Linked DNA regions of Homo sapiens: region 1 is linked to region 2. A link is a loop called in an ENCODE intact Hi-C map of the cell type or tissue named here. Cell type or tissue: Calu3. All regions are shown on one strand. Links, peaks and the distances in the headings refer to the core of each region. The heading gives the core; the rest is flanking DNA.

What was found. Peaks named below come from ENCODE experiments on the same cell type or tissue, not always from the same donor. Only the 100,000 strongest peaks of a DNase experiment are listed, where the experiment ranks them.
Region 1: it touches region 2 in a loop (17-fold over the local background); 43 of 110 quality-filtered maps call a loop at or near these places.

What each region holds. Positions count from the first base shown.
Region 1 is chr10:18,103,230-18,106,156 of GRCh38, forward strand. No RefSeq gene overlaps it. Among named protein-coding and RNA genes, the nearest start is that of CACNB2, 36 kb to the right of the region's middle. In Calu3, for the core only: CTCF peaks have their summits at 1,205 (motif pointing left) and 1,404; a DNase peak (open chromatin) is centred at 1,242.
Region 2 is chr10:17,606,102-17,609,028 of GRCh38, forward strand. All of the region lies in intron 1 of HACD1 (3-hydroxyacyl-CoA dehydratase 1), which reads right to left. Among named protein-coding and RNA genes, the nearest start is that of HACD1, 9.8 kb to the right of the region's middle. In Calu3, for the core only: a CTCF peak has its summit at 1,582; no DNase peak of the experiment used is centred there.

The DNA.
Region 1 (2,927 bases), core at 107-2,606, 500 kb after region 2:
AATCTGAAACTTAAATGCTGAATTCCACTTGGGTAGGTAGTGAATGACATTAATTCCTTCAGTCCTGACCCAGGTTTCCTGTCAATATTGGAGTGAAGCACCTTTAGACTCCATATATTTGAATGCTTAGTCCCCAAGTGTGCAGAATTTCCCCAAGGCAGAATGAGTTATAAGCTGCTTTTATGTACTTCCCAATGCTGGGCCCTTAGTGATGAATCAATGAATGTTGCTGAAATGAAATTTTTTTTCATATCATGGACAAGAAAACCTTGAAGAGGAGGGTGACAATAGATTCCATCAAGTCAACTATTTTCTATATGCTCATTACGGATGCTAAGAAACTAGATGGAGCTCTCTAAGGACAGGAACAAATGAGGCTAGCAGACTGCATAACATATTGTAGATAATATTATATTGAGGGGACTCAGGAGTGCCATAAAAGGTACATTGTCACCAGTCTATCAGATTTTAATATTTCCATAATTATTAAAATGAGATGGTAAAAAGAAAAAGCATAACCACTAGAAGTTACCATAAATTAATAATATTCTCAGGCAAACAGTTGCTCTCATAATGAATTTTGGTATTTGGTTTCAAAAAGGAACCAAACAGTTGAAATACTTCCACACATTCTAGAAAATGAAATTGGCATACAGGGTTTTGACGATGACTGTAAACAATGGTTTGCATTTTCTTCTCCATTGCCCAAAATGACGTTAATCCTCTCTGGCGCTCATGACAGGGAAAATAAATGACTTTTTTCTTTCCCTTTGTCAGAAACACACTAAATCATTCAGGATTGTTTCGAAGTAATTTCATCTGTTTTTGGTCCTGTTTTTATGAGCACGGAATGTCTCCTCGGGACCTGGAGAACACTTTCTGTTAAAAAGCCATATTACAATATGTTAATTTGTGATGGACGTTAGTATGCGCATCCCATGGTCTTGAGGGACTCAAATCGCTTCGGGAAAATGATGCCCTCTTCTTGACTTGGGCATTCAGCCAGAAACTGGGGGTTCTCTCTTTCCTGAACATTCTATTGGACATATGACAGCACACTGACACCACGTGTCAAAACTATTTTTTAAGAAAAATGAGTGAGCACTGTATATTCTGTACCAGGCAAATGACAATAACCTTGAGTCCCACCACCATCGATAACCTCTTGCCACCCAGTGTCATTTTTAATAAGTTCTCCATGAAACTAGTTCCATCGTCTGTCACACTGCCCTCTGCTGGCCTGGACTGTATTTACTGACACAGAACATTAAAAACTTAAAATGTTAGGAAGGGAATCCTCAGAATCCTCTGGATCTGACCATTGATTACAGCTCTTCCAATACAACCCACAAGTCTATCCATTTTAAAATGCCATTTATTCAACACTTATGGGGCCCTGACTCGTGGCCGGGCAATGTAGGCACTGCGAATATAGCAATGAACAAATCGCATACCGTGTGCTAAATAAGTGTCCAGCCTAGCAGGCAGGATGGTCTCGTAAACAAGTAGTTATAGTAAGAGGTGAAAATGCCCATATCTGGGTAATGCAGTGTTTATTTTCTTCCTAATCGTGACTGTAGATCTTACTCATTCTGTTGGTGTAAGAAAAAGGCCATATCCTGGTCTTGATGCACTTACCATAAATTTGGCATCATAAGGTTTATGTCAATTCACGTTTCCTTTAGGTCTAGTTCTATTTCATTATGTGGAAGCTCCATGCTAACTGAGGCCTGTCTAACAAATTGGATATGGATAAAATATGGTGAGTGCTTGGGCGCCATTTTTCAGCCCACAGTCATAGAGATATTTTACATAATTAAGGTGCGTCTAGAACAGCAGCCCAATGTTCCAATACATTTGTTAGTCTGCTACTTTGGACCAATATTTCTGGCTTGAGAAAATCACATTGGCAATATAATTTGGTTGGGTTAAAGCTCAGAGAATAGCAAATGAATCATCTGTGATTATATTAAAAGTATGGCCAAAATTTTATTCCAACTATTTTTGAAGTATGTAGGAATACAGGTTGTGTGAGGTCAGAGTAAAGGTTGAGCCTGGGAAGGTAATGGTGATGAGAAGAGTCTTCATCTTAACTATACTTTGAAGGTATGAAGCTGCAAGATCAGAATCCCAGGGGCTATTGTTTTTTCCTGGTTATTTTACTTTTCAAAAGTTAGAGTATTTGCTATTCAGTGGAATCTTGTTCCAAAGATATTGGTTAACTGAGTCAAACTCTATGGTTTTCCACCCAATTTTTCCTGTTCTATGATAGAATTCAATTCTCTTAAAGTCCAATTTAAAAACTATTTATAAATGAAAGATTAAAGAAATGTAAGTAGGTATTTTGTTCTCTAATTATAAATTTGCATTAATCATTACTTAGTTTAACCGATTTTTCTCTTGTGCTTGAGAAGAATATACCTGCCTAATTCACCCTGATTTTGTTGGTTTTGTTTTGTTTTGTTTTAACATAGCCATGGCTCCAAGATCCCTATTGCTATTTTTTCTTAAAAATACCACATTCGTGTTTTTTTCTTAAGGCTGTGGAATTTTCTTAAGTGAAAAACTCAGTAACTTCCAGCTTAATGAAAGAAGATATCAATGTGCCTTCTTAACACTCTTAACTCGTTCTCTGAGTTCTAAAATGTTCTGTTGTATCCCTTAAGACATCCATTTATCATCTCCCTTACTATAGAAAATAAATGTTCAGTTTGTGTGCTGCAGAATTATCCCAGATCTCTAATAGCAGATGAAGTTAAATTGCTCTTAATTTATTTAAACTGGAAAATGTCCATCTAAAAACAGACTTCAATCATGGGACCAATGAGGAACGTATCTGAAGATTCCTCCATCAGAAATAGCCAGCATAACACGGGAAATGGGAGCCTTTTTTGGACACCTAGTGAGGGCTCAAGGGCAGGTACTTT
Region 2 (2,927 bases), core at 241-2,740:
AGGCGCTGGTTGCAGTAAGCTATGTTTGTGCCACTGCAGTCCAGGCTGTGCAACAAAGACCCTGTCTCAAAAAAAACAAGAGAGAGAGAAAGAAAAAAGAAAGAAAAAAATACTATATGCCCTCGCTTTTAAACTTACGTTTGCATATAAATATAGCTTATGTTCTGTGAATAATAATCGTGCTTTAAATATAAGCTAGAGTTGTGGAGACCAGCTTTCTCATACTACTTCTTACTCTTCCTAAAGTCACCAATAAGAAGTTTATTTTTTTCCAGTTTCCCCTGCAATTCCAAAAGCACGTTTAAGTTTAAGCAACTTACCTCATCTGTAACTTTTTAAAAGCTCTAATAACTCACCCAGGGAAATGAGGAGCTACCCTAGTCTTTTAGATAGTCTCCAAAGAGTCTAGTAAGTAGATTTATGAAATATAAAATTATCATGCAGTTTTAACTTTTTTAATCAAAGAACACTCATACAGTGGACAAATGGCTTGAAAAGATTCCTGCAAAGAATCTACTAACTGAATCTGATGAAAATGCATTCTCAAGAGAATAATAAGATGGCAGAATGACACTTCTATTCTTAGAACATAATAAGGTAAAAGCAATGACTTGTTTATCAGATTGGCAAGAAGTCAAGTAAATATCTGAAAGGACCACAAGGACCTTTGAAATGCAGACATATTCATGATAATAACAATGACAATAATAAGTGTATTGTCAGAGTGCTTTCTATGTCTTAGACACTGTTTTCAATTCATAACATATTAACCTCAAATCCTCACAATAACCCTATGAGGCGAGGGTCTTCTATTATCCTATTTCACTACTGAGGAAATAGGCAGAGAGGGTCACACAGCCACCACTAAGCTCGGAGTATATGCTCTTAAGCCACTATGCTGTGTCGGTCTGGCTCTAAGTATATACTGTGCCCTGAGATACCAGTTAATGATAGCAATTCATATTTACATTATAAATATATTTTTAAAGTTATATGGAGAGTCTATGCTCAAATATTTTAATTGATAGTAGCATGCTATCCAAAAAGTTTGAAGGCCACTCTTTTAGATGAGATAATCATCTTCCAGAACATTCAGTTACTTACCCTGAGTCTTAGAGTAAGTTCATGACTGAGTCTGTAATAGAACCTCTGCAGTCTCTAGACTCCCTAGTCCTGACCCCTTTCCACTCTACCCCAGCTTCACTGTGGCTACAACTGATGGATCCATCTCATGTGAGCGCCAACACTGAACTGGACTGATCCTACAGCACTCATCGGAATCATGCTTTAGGTACCTTCCACAACTAAAGTATTATGATTTCATTATCTTCAATTCAAAGTCCCCATATTTCTTCTACTAAGAAAACAAAAAGTTTATTAAGATATTTTCATTCACATTTTCCATACACTTGTCTTTTTTAGGTGAACCCAAATCAGATGTCCACAAAAGATAAGTTTGAGAGGCAGTTATTAACCTACCAATCAAAGGAGTCATTTGGATGGCAAGTTTTCTACATTTTTAAACAGCATTGTATAAAAATCCATGCATCGTTAACATTATAACAAGTTCTACTGTTGCTCCATAGGTGGCAGTATTGTACCACCTAGCATAGTATCATGATCGTGCCACTCACTAAACTGTGGGAAATAAAAGAAATTGACAGGCTCAGGGATTTGAAAGGACCCATCGAAACATCTATTCTAACCTCTTGTCTGTTTTTCCTAAGTAAGGCCAGGAGCCAATTGAATCAGGGTTCACTTCCTAAGCCCTCCATCAGAAAGGGTGACAGTCAAAGAAAGTCTCTTTAAGGGTCCTATATTGAACTAGTTTTGAACTTCCTTCATCTATCGGTTTAGTAACTATAATAAAACAAACAGAAAATATTTCAAAAGCAACTGGAATTTCTGCAATTAGGATTTTTTTTTTTAGACAGATTCTCGCTCTGTCCCGCAGGCTGGAGTGAGTGGTGTGCCCATGGCTCATGGCAGCCTTGGGTTCCCAGGCTTCAGCAATCTTCCCACCTCAGCCTCTCGAGTAGCTGGGACCACAGGGGTGTACCACCATACCTGGCTCATTATTGTTCTTGCTGTTGTGGGGTTTTTTTTAGTAGAGATGGGGTCTCCCTATGTTGCCCAGGCTAATCTTGAACTCCTGGGCTCAAGCCATCTGCCTGCCTCAGTCTCCCAAAGTAATGGGATTACCGGTGTGAGCCACTGCGCCTGGCCAGACTCTCTCTTTTGTGATGCTAGCAGTTACTGATGATCATTGGCTAGATCCATTATTTCAACAATCATTGAAAAACAATATTCTAGCTTGCTATTTCCTTTGTATACCTCCTTTAGCCATTTGGAGGCTTGGACCGAAGATAGTCTTCAACTTTCATATACTCCACACTTTGTCTCCTTTTTTTTTGAAATGGAGTCTTGCTCTGTCACCCAGTCTGGTGTGATTTCAGCTCACTGCAACCTCAACCTCCCAGGTTCCAGTGATTCTCGTGCCTTAGCCTCCCAAGTGGCTGGGATTACAGGTACCTGCCACCATACCCAGCTAATTTTTGTATTTTTAGTAGAGATGGGGTTTCAACATGTTGGCCAGGCTGGTCTCGAACTCCTGACCTCAAGCGATCTGCCTGCCTCAGCCTCCCAAAGTACTGGGGTTACAGACGTGAGCCGCCACGTCTGGCCCATACTTTCATATATTGTTCATTGACACCTCTAAACTGCCTTTTCTAGATAAAAGTTATACTTTTGTTTAGCAGCCAATATGTGAGTGCTTCAACTGATTGTACACCAGCACTCATGCCAATAACGAGTCAAGCTGAAAGATTCATAAAAGAAAAAACAAACGCTTGAGAAACTGAATTTCACTAAGATTAAGACACCTGCTCTTTGAAAGGCACTGTTAAGAGAATAAAAAATCAAGCCCA